Linked DNA regions of Homo sapiens: region 2 is linked to region 1. Evidence: chromatin contacts called from ENCODE POLR2A ChIA-PET data. All regions are on one chromosome and are shown on one strand. Each heading gives the region's core, a stretch centred on a gene start or an enhancer-like site at or near the end of the contact. The rest is flanking DNA. Distances are from core to core; before and after follow the strand shown. Region 1 overlaps RNF4 (ring finger protein 4). Region 2 overlaps ADD1 (adducin 1).

The links. ChIA-PET counts read pairs that join two places held with the same protein, here RNA polymerase II (POLR2A).
Region 2: POLR2A ChIA-PET joins it to region 1 with 10 read pairs in activated T-cell. The contact joins two enhancer-like sites. POLR2A ChIA-PET finds 5 or more read pairs at or near these places in 2 of 52 experiments (H1 and activated T-cell).

The regions. Positions count from the first base shown.
Region 1 is chr4:2,481,900-2,488,680 of GRCh38, forward strand. The region is part of intron 1 of RNF4 (ring finger protein 4); the gene reads left to right. Among named protein-coding and RNA genes, the nearest start is that of RNF4, 16 kb to the left of the region's middle. RefSeq lists enhancers at 3,386-3,665, 4,169-4,670, 6,174-6,283. Within about 2 kb of position 3,297, at least 24 of the 41 ENCODE cell types and tissues checked have a DNase peak (open chromatin) inside an H3K27ac peak, as active enhancers do.
Region 2 is chr4:2,903,622-2,910,402 of GRCh38, forward strand. ADD1 (adducin 1) reads left to right here. Exons shown (of 16, transcript NM_001354761.2): 10 at 1,143-1,487; 11 at 4,122-4,223; 12 at 4,894-4,983; 13 at 5,718-5,810. Among named protein-coding and RNA genes, the nearest start is that of SLC75A1, 28 kb to the right of the region's middle. Within about 2 kb of position 4,455, at least 3 of the 41 ENCODE cell types and tissues checked have a DNase peak (open chromatin) inside an H3K27ac peak, as active enhancers do.

The DNA.
Region 1 (6,781 bases), core at 2,047-4,546:
GGATTTCCCCATGTTGCCCAGGCTGGGACACTGATTTGTTAGTCTACTTTCTAGGTAAAGTGTTGAAGGAGAGTTGAAGAGGGCCTAGATTAGGGCTTCTGGGTGCTGGATTTCTCCACCAAGATGCAAGCCCCTAGAGAGTTGAGTTTGGCTAGCCCTTTGGTGACAGCTTGTATTGTCCCTTAGCCCACAGATGCATCTGACTAAGAGTAGAAGAACATGTCTCTCTTTAGGAGCCCGGAGCCAGAGACAGTGCTGTTTGAGATTAGGCCCCCTCTGGTGTGCCCTTCGAGAATTCCCATTGTGGGGCACTGCTCAGTTGCTCCCATCTGGTATGGGTCAAATAATCAGATTTGTGAGTGTCTCACAACCATCCCTGTACCCCAGCCAACCCTGGGTTCTGAATACAGTAGAGGCAGCTAAGCTGCTAGCTGGTCTCCAGCAGGCTCTGTGCTCAGTGGCCATCAACACCAGGTAGCTTGGCAAGCCTGCCTCCTGTGCTGACTGTGGGCCCTGGGGAAGTGTCGAGGATGTTGACGGCCTCTAGCATCTGAGGTACATCTGCCCCTCGGCCTCCGGAGGAGTGGATCCTTAGGTTTCCTTCATTATCTTACCCTTTCTCCTGGCTCCCAGAAATTACCTTGTTTTTATATGAGGCCCCAAAGCCTAGGCCATCTTGGCTGATAGATGTGAAAGCCCTTTGCTCCTTTCAGGCCCCTGGGGATTTTGGTTGTAGCCTGATTGCTGGTGGCAGCTTAATCGGGGCCATAAGATAATTTTATGGAAGACCTGGTTACTTGGCATCTGAACAAGCCTCATTGCCTCTCTGAGCATAGTCTGCTGCTTTCTGCTTTGATCAAATTCATTCCTCTTGTCCCTGCAAACCTTCAGGGGAGGCCAATGTTCAAGGCCCCTGAGCCTTAGGAATAAATAACTCTGGGTGAGAACTGCCTGTCATTGGCTGTGTGCCGGCTTTCTTCAACCTCCTCTGAGTCCTGTTCTAAGTCTAAGCCGTTGTGATTAGCTACATCCTGCCAAGTCTGTTCTGGAAATGAATAAAGCCCTTGCTGAGAGCCGGAAACATTGGTTCCAGTTCCTCCTGGGGTGAAGGTTTGTTTTGCCTTTATTTAATAGCACTCATACCTGTAAGAAGGGACATGCTCTCCAGCCCTTCTGATATAATACCTATTTATTACTTGATTTGTTGATCATCTTTCCAGCTAGGATATATGCTCCATGGGTAGTTTTTTGTTGCTGTTTCCCATCCCATTCCTAGCCCCTGGAGCAGTGCCTTACCCAGACTAGGCACCTGTGAATAGTTAGCAAATTAGTTGATAGAGCTGCCTTCTGGGTGCTAGGAACCATACTGGGTGTTTCATTCAGCGGTCACTGGTTCCACAGAGGTGAGGTGTTCTACTCAATTAAAGATGTGGACACTGAGGCACAGAAGGCAAGTATTTGTCCAAGGCTGTAGGGCTTATTGGCCAGCCACATCATTGCTGACCGCTTAACCACATACCCTCATTTGTATAATGAGCAAGAGGCTCATATTTCTTCTGAGTATTAAGGTGTGGTTATTGATATGACTGAGGGTATCAAAGTTCTGTTTAAGAGGTGTTTGTGAACAGGTGCGGTGGCTCACACCTATAATCCCAGCACTTTGGGAAGTCAAGGTGGGCAGATCACTTGAGGTCAGGAGTTGGAGACCAGCCTGGCCAACATGGCAAAGCCCCATCTCTACTAAAAATACAAAAATTAGCCGGGCATGGTGGTGGGTTCCTGTAATCCCAGCTAGTTGGGAGGCTGAGGCACAAGAATTGCTTGAACCTGGGAGGTGGAGGCTGCAGTCAGCCAAGATCACACCACTGCACTCCAGCCTGGGTGACAGAACAAGACTGTGTCTCAAAAAAAAATTATTTGTTTTTATTGATTTTTATTTATTTATTTATTTTGAGACTGAGTTTCACTTGTTGCGCAGGCTGGAGTGCAATGGTGCGATCTCGGCTCACCTCCACCTCTTGGGTTCGAGCGATTCTCCTGCCTCAGGTTCCCGAGTAGCTGGGATTACAGGCGCCCACCACCACACCCAGCTAATTGTTGTATTTTTAGTAGGGGGTGGGTTTCACCATATTGTTCAGGCTGGTCTCGAACTCCTGGCCTCAGGTGATCCCCCCCCGCCTCGGCCTCCCAAAGTGCTGGGATTACAGGTGTGAGCCACCATGCCTGACCCAGGTCTCTTATTTTCAGTGGGTAATTGTATCAGACTCTGCCTCCCAGGTGGGGTTTGAGGGTTCTGTGTACCTGGTGTAGGCCTAGGCTAAACAGAAGAGCTTCTCGTTAGAGCATCTCCCTGTGGACTGGCTGCAGAGTTACGATATCATTCTGGTTCTGCTGTGCTCCCCACTGCCCCTTTTCAGCTGACTCTTTGCTCATAGGAATACAGTGGTATGAGATAGGGTCATAGAATTTGGTTCCAGTCTAACACTCTTCCTGTTTCCTGCCCGCCTGTATGTCTCTATCCATTAGCAGACTCCTTTATGTATGATAGAGACACATGCACATATGCATACACGGACAGTCCCTGACTTACAGTGTTTCATTTAGAATTTTTCAACTTATGATTTATTGGGAGTTAGCCCCATTGTACGTCAAGGAGCATCTGCACATCGTATACATATATACCATGAATACACATAATTATATGTCACACTCCTGCTAGAGTGGGGGGGGTCAATATCTGAAGTGCTTATAATAGCTTTATTGGGGGGGACCTCTAAGAAAAACAGAATAATTACTTAGACCTTAAATAATAAATCTATAAGAATGAAGAAAGCCCCAAAGCCCTTCCAGCTTCCATCCCGTCAGTCACCTCTCTGTCCTATACTCTGCCACTACCCCGAGCCTCATGGCTTTCTTCTCACCTGGGCTACCCTGAGTCTCCTCCTTGGTCTACAGTCTGACTTGTTCAGTCTCCCATCTGTTCTCACCAGACACAGGTGACATGGTCTCTAAATGCAGATCTCAACATGTCATCTCTGTCCCAAAACCCTCGATGGCCCTGTCCTGAGGGTGTAGTCAGTGAGGCTTGTTAGGAACCCTCGGCACCTTTGTTGTCCTCCACACAGTGCTCGTGTGGGACATCCCTGCTCCCTTCCGCCCACCCCACCCACATACATTGTTTCTTAATTAACTCCTCCTGTCACTTGAGGCCCCATTCAGCACTGCTTCCTCTAGACAGCCCGGCTTGATCCTCAGCGCGTTTGGGCTGGGACTGCGACTCCTTTGCTGCTGCTTCCACTTGCTTAGGTCACCAGCGTCCCACTTCCGTGTTTGAGCTCACTGGCCGCCTTTCAGTTCCCCAGCCTGTGCATTGCAGCTGTTCACTGCTTCCTCCTCCTTGAAGAAGGAGGTTTTGTCTGAGTGACGGCTCCAGGTTCTCCTAGCTTTGTTTCTTTTAAATTCTCTTTTACAGATTCTATCTACCTGCCTCCCCAAGTTTTCACACATTCTGAAATCTCTACGTCCATCCGAGTTCTCACTCTTGAGTTTCCAGCTACCTTGGGCCCTTTCTCCCTGGGTGTCTCACACCCTGCTTTTCTAAAACTACACTCAGCACCTGTTTCTGTTCTCCCTTCCCTCATTGGGTTTTATGGCCTCATTCTTGCAGAGTAAGAAGCTAGATACCTTGGCGTGAGTTGTTTCTCCTTTCACCTTGGAAGCTTTAGGAATACCTAGCATCCGGCTCTCCTGACCATCCCCAGTTAGGAATGACCACTTCTCTACCCCAGCTCCTCTTTTCTCAGTGGCAGGGGCGCCATCAACACCCCACTCTTACCCTCATTTATTCCTTCAATAAATATGAGCATCTGCTTTGTGTAAGGTCTTAGCTAGGTAGAAAGTAAATAGAGCCTTGTCCTCGTAGCGCTTACCTAAGTGAGAGCATACTGGACGAGAGACTGGAGGATGGTGGGGCCCTTTCTTGAAATGGAGTATATGTTGGCGGAAGGAGGAGGCAAGGGTTCCTTTTGGAACACACTAAATTTGAGAAATCTGAAAAATCACCGTCAGTGTTCCCGCTAGTTTCTGGAATTGATGTATTTGATTCTGGCACTAACATACCTATTTGAGGGTGTGGGTCTTGGTATCAGACTGCCCTGGTTTAAGTCTAGGCTCTGTTTACTAGGTGTGGATGACTTTGGGGAAGTTCCTTAACTTTAATCCTTAGCTGCTTCATGGGTAAAATGGGGAACATAACAGTGCTTATTTCCTTACTGGGTGATGTGAGGAGCACATGTGGTGATATTAATATTTAGGAAGCGCAGTGCCTTGTGCAGATGCAGAGAAGGCACCTCTCAGCTGTTGTTAGTTTTCTTATTCCATTGGACTCTCACCTGCATGATCCAGAACCCTTTGTAGTTGGTGAGGGCTACTTTCCCATGACCGCTAAGGTCTCCATTCACTCTGCATTTCTACGTCCCCACCACGCTGGGATGCTCTGCTGGAAATGCTCCTGTCTCACCTCAGTGCCCTGGTGAAATCCAGCCTCTTGGTGGCTTATCCCCAAGACCAGCCTTCCAAATTCCTTTGAACTCTGACTCCTGACCCTTACTAAACCCAAAAGAGAGAGAAAAACCAGATTTGGGGTGAATTGCTGTATGGGCCAGGGCATGGAGAATGAGGGGGCTCCAGAAAGCTTCCCAGGGAAGTAGTAATGGTCTAGCTGGGCCTGCAGGGATGCAGGAGGCTGGTTTCAGAGTGGTGAGGGGTGTGCAGGCCAGGACAGCCACAAGGCACATCTTCAGCAGCCGTATTTGGAAGCCTCAATATCAGTGAAGTGGGAGGAGAGAGGCTTAGGAACAGCCTGGGTGTGGACATCAGGTGTTTCCCTTTGCTCTGCAGGCTGATTTCTCTGTCTTCCTTTGTCAGTAGCTTCTCTTTTCTAAATTCTAAGACACGCTATTGATGTGGCGGGGAGAACAAGCCCCTATATGATAGATGTGCACCCAAATGTAAGATATTTCTTGAGATCAGAAACATTCGTGGATATGAGAACCCAGGACATGTGGTGGATCTGGGACTGTCGTGTGGTCTGAATGATCTTGTGAGTCCTAAGGTGATGTCGAGGCACCTCCCACCTCTGTTGAAACCAACTAGACAAGTCTTTTCCTAGCCAGAGCCTCTTCCCTGAATGTCTGTTTAAAGTTGAACACTTACCAGGTGAGGTGTTGCTTTGAGAAGCATTTGTGCTCCGGGCTGGAGTGCAATGGTGCAGTCATGGCTCACTGCAGTCTTGACCTCCTGGGCTCAGGTGATCCTCCTGTCTCAGCCCCTGGAGTAGCTGGGACTACAAGTGTGCACCGTCACATCTGGCTATTTTTTTAATGTGTTTTTATTTTTATTTTTTGAGACAGAGTCTCTCTCTGTTGGCCAGGCTGGAGTGCAGTGGTGCCATCTTGGCTCATTGCAACCTCCGCCTCCCGGGTTCAAGTGATTCTTGTGCCTTAGCCTCCTACGTAGCTGGGATTATAGGCGCACACCACCACACCCGGCTAATTTTTATATTTTTAGTAGAGACGGGGTTTCGCCATGTTGGCCAAGCTGGTCTTGAACTCCTGATCTCAAGTGATCTGCCTGCCTCAGCCTCCCAGAGTGCTGGGATTACAGGCATGAGCCACTGCCCAGCCTCATTATTTTAATTTTTTTATAGAGACAGGATCTCACCATGTTAACCAAGCTAGTTTCCAATTCCTGGGCTCAAGAGATCCTCCCTCTTCAACTTCCCAAAGTGCTGGGGTTATAGGGCATGAGCCACTGTGCCTGCCCCATTTGTGCATTCTGTTGAGAGCACCCGTAGTCCCATAGTATGGGCCAGCCTAAGGAGATGCAAGTCACCCTTTATTAGAGTGAAACAGTGAAGGGGATTTCCCCTCTAAACCATTGAGGTCAAGCTAGAGAATGAGGCGCTCAGGGAGTGAGATACAGTATGCCATTTTCTCAGAACCAGACGACCAAGTGCTGAAGAAAATGCTCAGCTCAGCTGGGACGGCGGTCCCTTTGGGCATCTCCTGAAAAACCTACTCTGGCCTCCCTTTCTCCTCCTGTACTTCTTGCACACTTAGTTCCTAACTTCGTTATAGCTGCCTGCCAGCACCCTCCTCACCCTTCTCCCCGCCCTAGATTCTGCACAGAGGCTGTGTTTGCTCATTGCTGTATTCCCAGGGCAGGGGCTGTACTGTGAATGAGGCGGGGAGGTATGCATCCTTTCTTAAAGCTGGGTGGGAGGACAGACGTGGTGGCTCATGCCTGTAATCCCAGCACTTTGGGAAGCCGAGGCAAGTGGATCACCTGAGGTCAGAAGTTCGAGACCAGCCTGGCCAACCTGGTGGAAACCCCATCTCTACTAAAAGTAGAAAAATTAGCCTGGTGTGGTGGCACATGCCTGTAGTCCCAGCTACTGGGAGGCTGAGGCAGGAGAATCACTTGAACCTGGGAGGTGGAGGTTGCAGTGAGCCCACTGCACTCCAGTCTGGGCAACAGAGTGAGACTCCGTCTCAAAAACAACAACAACAACAACAAAAAAAAACTGAGTGGGATGTGATATCACACAGCATTTTAGGGCTTGAGCAGAAGGTTGGAGCTGGTCACTGGGAAGGTTTATTTGGAGAGACTGCCAACCTGGTGCTGTGGGGCTGAGTGTGGTGATGGGTATGTGTCAGCCCACAGACACTGAGCCTTTCCAGTGTGCCTGCACTGTTCCAAACACTCTCTTGTAATAACTTCT
Region 2 (6,781 bases), core at 3,205-5,704, 420 kb after region 1:
TAGGTGCTAAACTCTTCTGTGATACAGCCCATCATCACCTTTTGTGAATTCCGCTACTTAGAAGCAAGTCAGAGATCTCACCTGTGCTCAAGGTGGGAGGGGATTACAGGAGCTGGGGGCCTGGGGCCACTGTGAAGTCTGTCTGTCACACTTACCAAGTGTGGCCAGGAGAGATGCAGAGGACACCGTCCATGCCCTTAGAGATGCTGTCTGTGGGAGGACTCTGCAGATGAGTTGGTCCAGTAGAGGCATGAAGTAAGTGGGGCTGTCTTTTACCACAGAGCACATGGTCATGAGGCAGAGCTGGAGGTGAATTTGAATGTTGTTGTATTCAGACGTAAAGTAATTTTGCTGAGAACCAGTTGTCATGAGGTATACTTACTTACCTTACTTACCTAAAGATTATCACAGTATTTAAACTGTAACTTAAGAGGTAAAAGTCTATTAAGTATGTTGATGAATATAACCTGCACAGTGGCTGGCAGCAAGTAAACCCTGTTTGGGTGTTCAACTTTAATTTTTTGTTGAAATATGTAAGCAGGAGAGTGCACCTACCGCAAGTGTTCAGTTTGTTCATTTTTAAAAACTGAACCCCCTGTATAACCAGCAGTCAATAAGAGCAACGGTAGCAGCACCTCAGAACACCCCCAGCACCTCCTTCAGTTCACTTGTCCCATCCCAGGGGTGACAACTGTCCTGTCTCCCAGGACAACCAAAACAAAGGTTGTTTTGCATCTTCTGCACTTTTAATGAATGGTATTACATGGTGTATGTTCTTTGCAGGTTGGTCTCTTTCACTCAGCGTTGCCTTCAGGAGAGTCATCCACGTGGTTGGTTTAGAGCACATTGTGTCACTATAAGCCTTCTTATGAAGACACTAGACTATCCATCTCCTATATGGATGGACTTTTGGGTTGTTTCCAATTGTGGTTTACGAGGAGTAGGGTTGCTGTCCACATTTTAGTACCTGGTTTTTGGTGAACACATTTGCTTCTGTGGGGTGTAAAATTAGGAGTGGAATTACTGAGTCATAGGGTATGCATGTGTTCAACTTTTGTGGATGTTTCCACATGATTTTCCAAAGTGAAACCCTGTTTTGAGATCTGGAATATTGACTGTCTTTCACTCTCCTTGGACCCTAGGGCTACAGAACTGGCTACCCTTATCGATACCCTGCTCTGAGAGAGAAGTCTAAAAAATACAGCGATGTGGAGGTTCCTGCTAGTGTCACAGGTTACTCCTTTGCTAGTGACGGTGATTCGGGCACTTGCTCCCCACTCAGACACAGTTTTCAGAAGCAGCAGCGGGAGAAGACAAGATGGCTGAACTCTGGCCGGGGCGACGAAGCTTCCGAGGAAGGGCAGAATGGAAGCAGTCCCAAGTCGAAGACTAAGGTGTGGACGAACATTACACACGATCACGTGAAACCCTTGCTGCAGTCTCTCTCGTCCGGTGTCTGCGTGCCAAGCTGTATTACCAACTGCTTGGTCTGTGCCTACCTTACTGTTCATAGTTAGATGACGTAGAGCAAGTTGGGTAGCTGGGGCTTCGGAGGCTTTGGGAATCCAGCCTTTCTGACCCAGGTGTAAAGCGAACCTTCCTTATTCACTTTCTTGTAGTCTGAACCTAAGTCCACTGAATGCATTACTAAAATTCGGATAATACTATCTGCTTGAAACTGCTTAAGATGTAATGTAACTCCGCAGTAGTTCCAGTATATCTCCGTATATAGCAAAAATATACAATAATTTACATGTATTAACCTACAAATAGGAGCTCTTCTTATTTAATTCAAATTATATTCAGGGACTCTTAATACTTCATGCACAAAAAGACACTTCAGTCCTAAACCTGTATTTTAGTGTTGTGAACTCCAGTGGTTTCAAGTCACTAAAGTTTCTTAAGTCTTCAGTGTTTTCTTAAGCAGTTTTCCCTTGTGGCTCCCTGGCGTGTTCTCTGCTGACTCTTGTCCCCTGCCCTTAGTGTTATTCCCCTGCTTTCTATCCCAAAGCCTCCGAATGCACACCCCCAGCTGCCCTCTGCATGGACTGTTGCATGTGAGTAGACGGCCATAGTGGCGAGTCACCTTCTGACTCCTGTTGGGTGCGGCATGACCCAAGTGCAGCGCAGGCCATCTGCAGGCACCAGCGACAGACGCTGCAAGGGGTGCTTCGTTTCAGCGTTAATGCCGCTCAAGTTATCGTTTGTCCTGAGAGGTGCTCCCATGTCGTGGTGCTGAGACCTCCTCTGAAGATGGGTCTTTATTCCTCCTGTAACCTACCTCTAACAGTCCACCCAGCTCTGCTTTAAACTGTATGTAGAAGAGGCCCATTTCCAGAAGCCCCTGGAATGGAGGAGACAGGGGCTGAAGCAGACTCATCTGTGCATGACTAGTTCATTAGGAGTTCAGTTGAAATTAGATTAGATGCTCCTAAAACCATGGGCAACCAAATACATAAAGTGGGGCTTTCTTTTCCCCTTGTAACAGTGTTTTACTTTATAGATTTATTTAAAGAAAAAAAGTTTTATCTTCCCCAGGTGGTCCTGGTGTTTTCCTGACGCAGTTGGTGAGAAGCCTCCGTGCTCCTGAGCGGCCGCGTCACCTGGGCAGGGACCCTGTGTGGCCATGGGGCTCTGAGCATGGGAGTGCGTCTCTCCTCTTCTTTCCTGCCCTCCTTGTCTTCTTTCCCCCCTTCTTCCTGTCTCCCCTTTTCTTTCATTTGTTTATTTTTTACTTGTTTCACTTGTTAAAGGAAGTGGGCGTTATAAAACAAAAAAAAAAAACCCCAAAACACCTTTCTGCGGCTGATGTGAAGCACAGTGCTGAATTGCCATGAGGAAGTTTTCCAAAGCGTTTAGGCAGCAGCGCGAGCTTTATTTACCATTAGCTTGCAAAACAACTAAGTCACTTTAGGCCTAGTAGTCAATGTGTACATCCAAGGGGAGGCCTTGCTCCGCATTTATATTTGTTTCTTACTGTTCTGGAGTGACAGAGTCCATGCAGTGCTCCCAGGTTGGTATCTTTTCATTTATAATGATTGCTGTTACTTTTTCAAATGTGTTCAAGTTTCTGAGGTTGCTGTTTGAAATGCTTTGACTAAAAATTATTTTTAATAAAACGCTGGAGTTGTTTTTATCTGAGAAGATAACCATCAGTGAGTACCCAGAGCTCCATGCCCATTCCACACTCTCCTCGCAGTGGCTCAGCATTTGCTGGTTTTGTTGCTTTTTTTAAAGTCGTATGGTTTATGGCTATCTTATTGCCTCTCGAAAGTATTCTGAAAGGCATAACATTTGCTCTCGAAGATGGGCTTGTTTTAATGTTCAGTGCCTACTCATGCCTTAGAATTTGATTAAAAATCTCAGATTTGATTGGAGATCCAAAAAAAAATTATGGGTGGAAGGCTCAGCATGCTGACGAGATGCACTGATACTAAAACAGCCTTTAAATATTAAGGACTCATGAAGCGCTTCAAGTTTGTTTGGGATATTTTTGTAGCACTCAAAAATATTAAGTTATATAAAATATTCGACATCACCAAACTCTTCTTCCAGGTAGCTACCGTGTAAGTGTCCATACAGTAATGTTCTTGGGTTGAAAGTTACGCAGACAGTGCATTCTGATGCTGTCATTTACTTTAATGCAAAACTTTGGTGATGCCCACTCTTGCCTCACGGTGCAGGCTCCTCCCTAACCCTGGGTAGCAGCATCACATTGCTTTTCATGACCCTGTCATCTCATGCTTCCAGTTGGCTTTGGTGTTGGATGATTTTCAGAGCAGTGAACCAATGGTCTCTGAGGGGCCTCCCCTGCTGGTCCCAGGGTTATGGGGCTCAGCTCTGTCGTCAGCCTACCTTATGACCCAGATTCAGCTGGGCTTTCCAGATGGTGGTTTTCCATCAGTCATGACTTTGACTTCCAGCATTAACTGGTCTTTATGTGGCTGCATCCTGCTCCCATGGCGACTCTGCTGAGTGACCCAGATTAGATGTGGTCATTGGTTCAGTCCTCTCTGTGATGTTCAGTGCATGACCAGATGTGAGATAAACTGAATAGATTGGATGCTATGTCACTTATTGTTGTCATAATTCTGACTTTTCAACTGTTCTTGATATTACAGTGGACTAAAGAGGATGGACATAGAACTTCCACCTCTGCTGTCCCTAACCTGTTTGTTCCATTGAACACTAACCCAAAAGAGGTCCAGGAGATGAGGAACAAGGTGCGTCCTGCGTCGGCACTCAGCGGGGGCTTGGGTGTGGGATTGGAAGGGATGCCAGCTGCTTTGGGGGGAGCGGGTGCTTGCTTCTAGCAGAGGGCATCTGCTGTTGTTGCCACTGTTGCAGTGAAGCCATCTCTTCACACCGCTGCTGTTCTACCACCAGTGTGAAGTATGAGCAGCAGACATTTTTTGGGCCCTATTGATTCTTGAACTGATGTTTGCTCACGATGTTTGCTCACCGGTCAGAATTGGAAGCTGCAAAACCTGTTCTTAGCAAGAGCAGACTGCTGTCCCTTTCAGGGTTCGTTCAAAGACTTGTGAGTGGCATTTGGTGTATCAGAGCAGGAGCCCTGCCAGTGCTCACATCACTAGACGATGGACATGCAGCGAGTGTTTCCCCCAAGTTAATGACAGTGAGAGATAGGTGTCCTGCCCAAGCATCTGGAAGATGTGGGGAGCTGGGAATAGTCTCCATCCCTGCAGACCCACGCCCCACTAAGCAGGCATGGCGGTCACTCAGAACACATGGGGCCATCCTGCCTGCGTGGGGCAGTGGGAGAGCTGAAATGTAGCTTCCATGTGGCTGGGGCCCAAGTGCACAAGCAGCAGGGCTCCCAGGCAGCATGGCTGCTCAGGACTGTTGATGTGTGCCTCTCCTTCCCACCCTCAGATCCGAGAGCAGAATTTACAGGACATTAAGACGGCTGGCCCTCAGTCCCAGGTTTTGTGTGGTGTAGTGATGGACAGGAGCCTCGTCCAGGTGAGAGCCCAGAGTGTCTCTGACTTTAGTGGGTGGTGGCTGTGTGACCGCCTGCTCCAAAGTTATTCTGAAATTGAGAGAGTGACTTTATGAGGTAAGTATTCTAGGCAACCAGTTACCTTTGTTAAAACCTTCATGATGAGAAACGGTTCAGGCACTTTTCGTTGAGTTCTAGAAGGAGCGAGCATGCTGAGGGCTGTGTCCACCCCTCTGGTCATGCCCCTTGTAATGCATGCATATGTGAGGGTGGCACATACACCACCAGCTTTGGGGCTCAGATTCGGCCCGGGTTCAGCAGCGTTCTGTGTAAGGCGCTAGGAGAGGGTGGGTTTAGGGACTCTTGTTCTGGTACATATTGCTGTCTGCAACAAAGTGCTGCTTGGGTTGCAGAGGGGTGGGTGCCTGTAAGTGTGGTGCACATTTACACACATTTCTACAAAATGACTCTACCTTGTGGCACATTGAAGATAATTGTGTAAGTAGTTATCTCTGAAAACTAATATGCCACCTAATGCTTTAACACCTGACTCTGCAGGGGTAGACGATTGTTGGATTTGTCCAGCCGTGGTCCTGGTTTCGTGTTCAGTGTCTGCACGTCCTGCCATCATCACTGCCACACTTACTGTTGACAGCTGTCCCTGCTGCATGCTCTTAGCCAGCTCCATCCTGTGCTCTCAGCTGATATTTCACAGGCTGGGCCTGGTGTGCTCTGGTGACTCAGTTTACTGTTTCAGGATGCACCTCTCTCTGACTGTACGGAAACTATCGAAGGGCTCGAGCTTACAGAGCAGACCTTTAGTCCCGCTAAATCTCTCTCTTTTAGAAAGGTACTCACTGCCCTGTCCTCACTACCTGTCTATGCGCCTTGCTCCCCTCCCCTCCCCCCTCCCCGTCTCCTCTCTTCAGGCATTGTCTTAGTTACTGAAGTAGCTTCAAATGGATCTTTAACCTGTTTGTGAGATTGTACAGAAGGTTCTGTTCTACCTACTTGATTCTTTAATTAAAACATTTGCTATGAGGTGTGATAACAATTTCCAGCATTCGAAGTTGTTACTGAGAAATGGCCAGTCTGAGCAACGTGGTGCATTTCTGCAGTTCCGCACGGGACTTTGGTCAGTGCGTGTTTTGGGTTTCAGAATTTGCCTTTTCCATGACTCTGACTGCAGACAGCCTCTTCTGGGCAGTCTGTTGCTGTTGGCAGCGGCCACTCCCGAGTGCCCTTCCACCCTCGCTGGTTCAACTTTGACTGTAAATGTCATGAATGTAGCCACTAGAGGTCATATCATTGAAAGATGTCATTTCAGAGGAATGGGAATTCAGACAGTCTTTGTCAGCCCTTGATAAAATGTATTTATTTGTACCTCAAAAAAAAAAAAAAAAACCCTAAATAACATTTTTAAATGCCACAGAGGAGAAAGACTTAGGAGAGTCTGAAACCCCTCACTGTGATTCCCTCTGTGTGCGGGCATCTAGTATGTGGAGTAGGTGGAAGATCTGTCTGAACCCACCCACGTAGAAGGAAATCCTCCCTAAGAATCTAGGCTGCTAGTGTGCAGGAGTTGGTGCCACGCAGAAAGGGGCTGACCGCATGGTTGAAGAGTCTTAGCTGAGAGGTATGTTTATATTCTTGTCAAAGGAAATTTCCAGAACTGTCTCTTTCACTTGTCACACCTTCATTGAGATGCATGTGTCACTTTAGTGGTGTTCCAGTTCCCACATAGAAGCAGGTTTATAGCAAAGATTCTGTATTCCTGTCTGTAATCCCTGCTAATAACATTATTTTGCATATTTACTTATT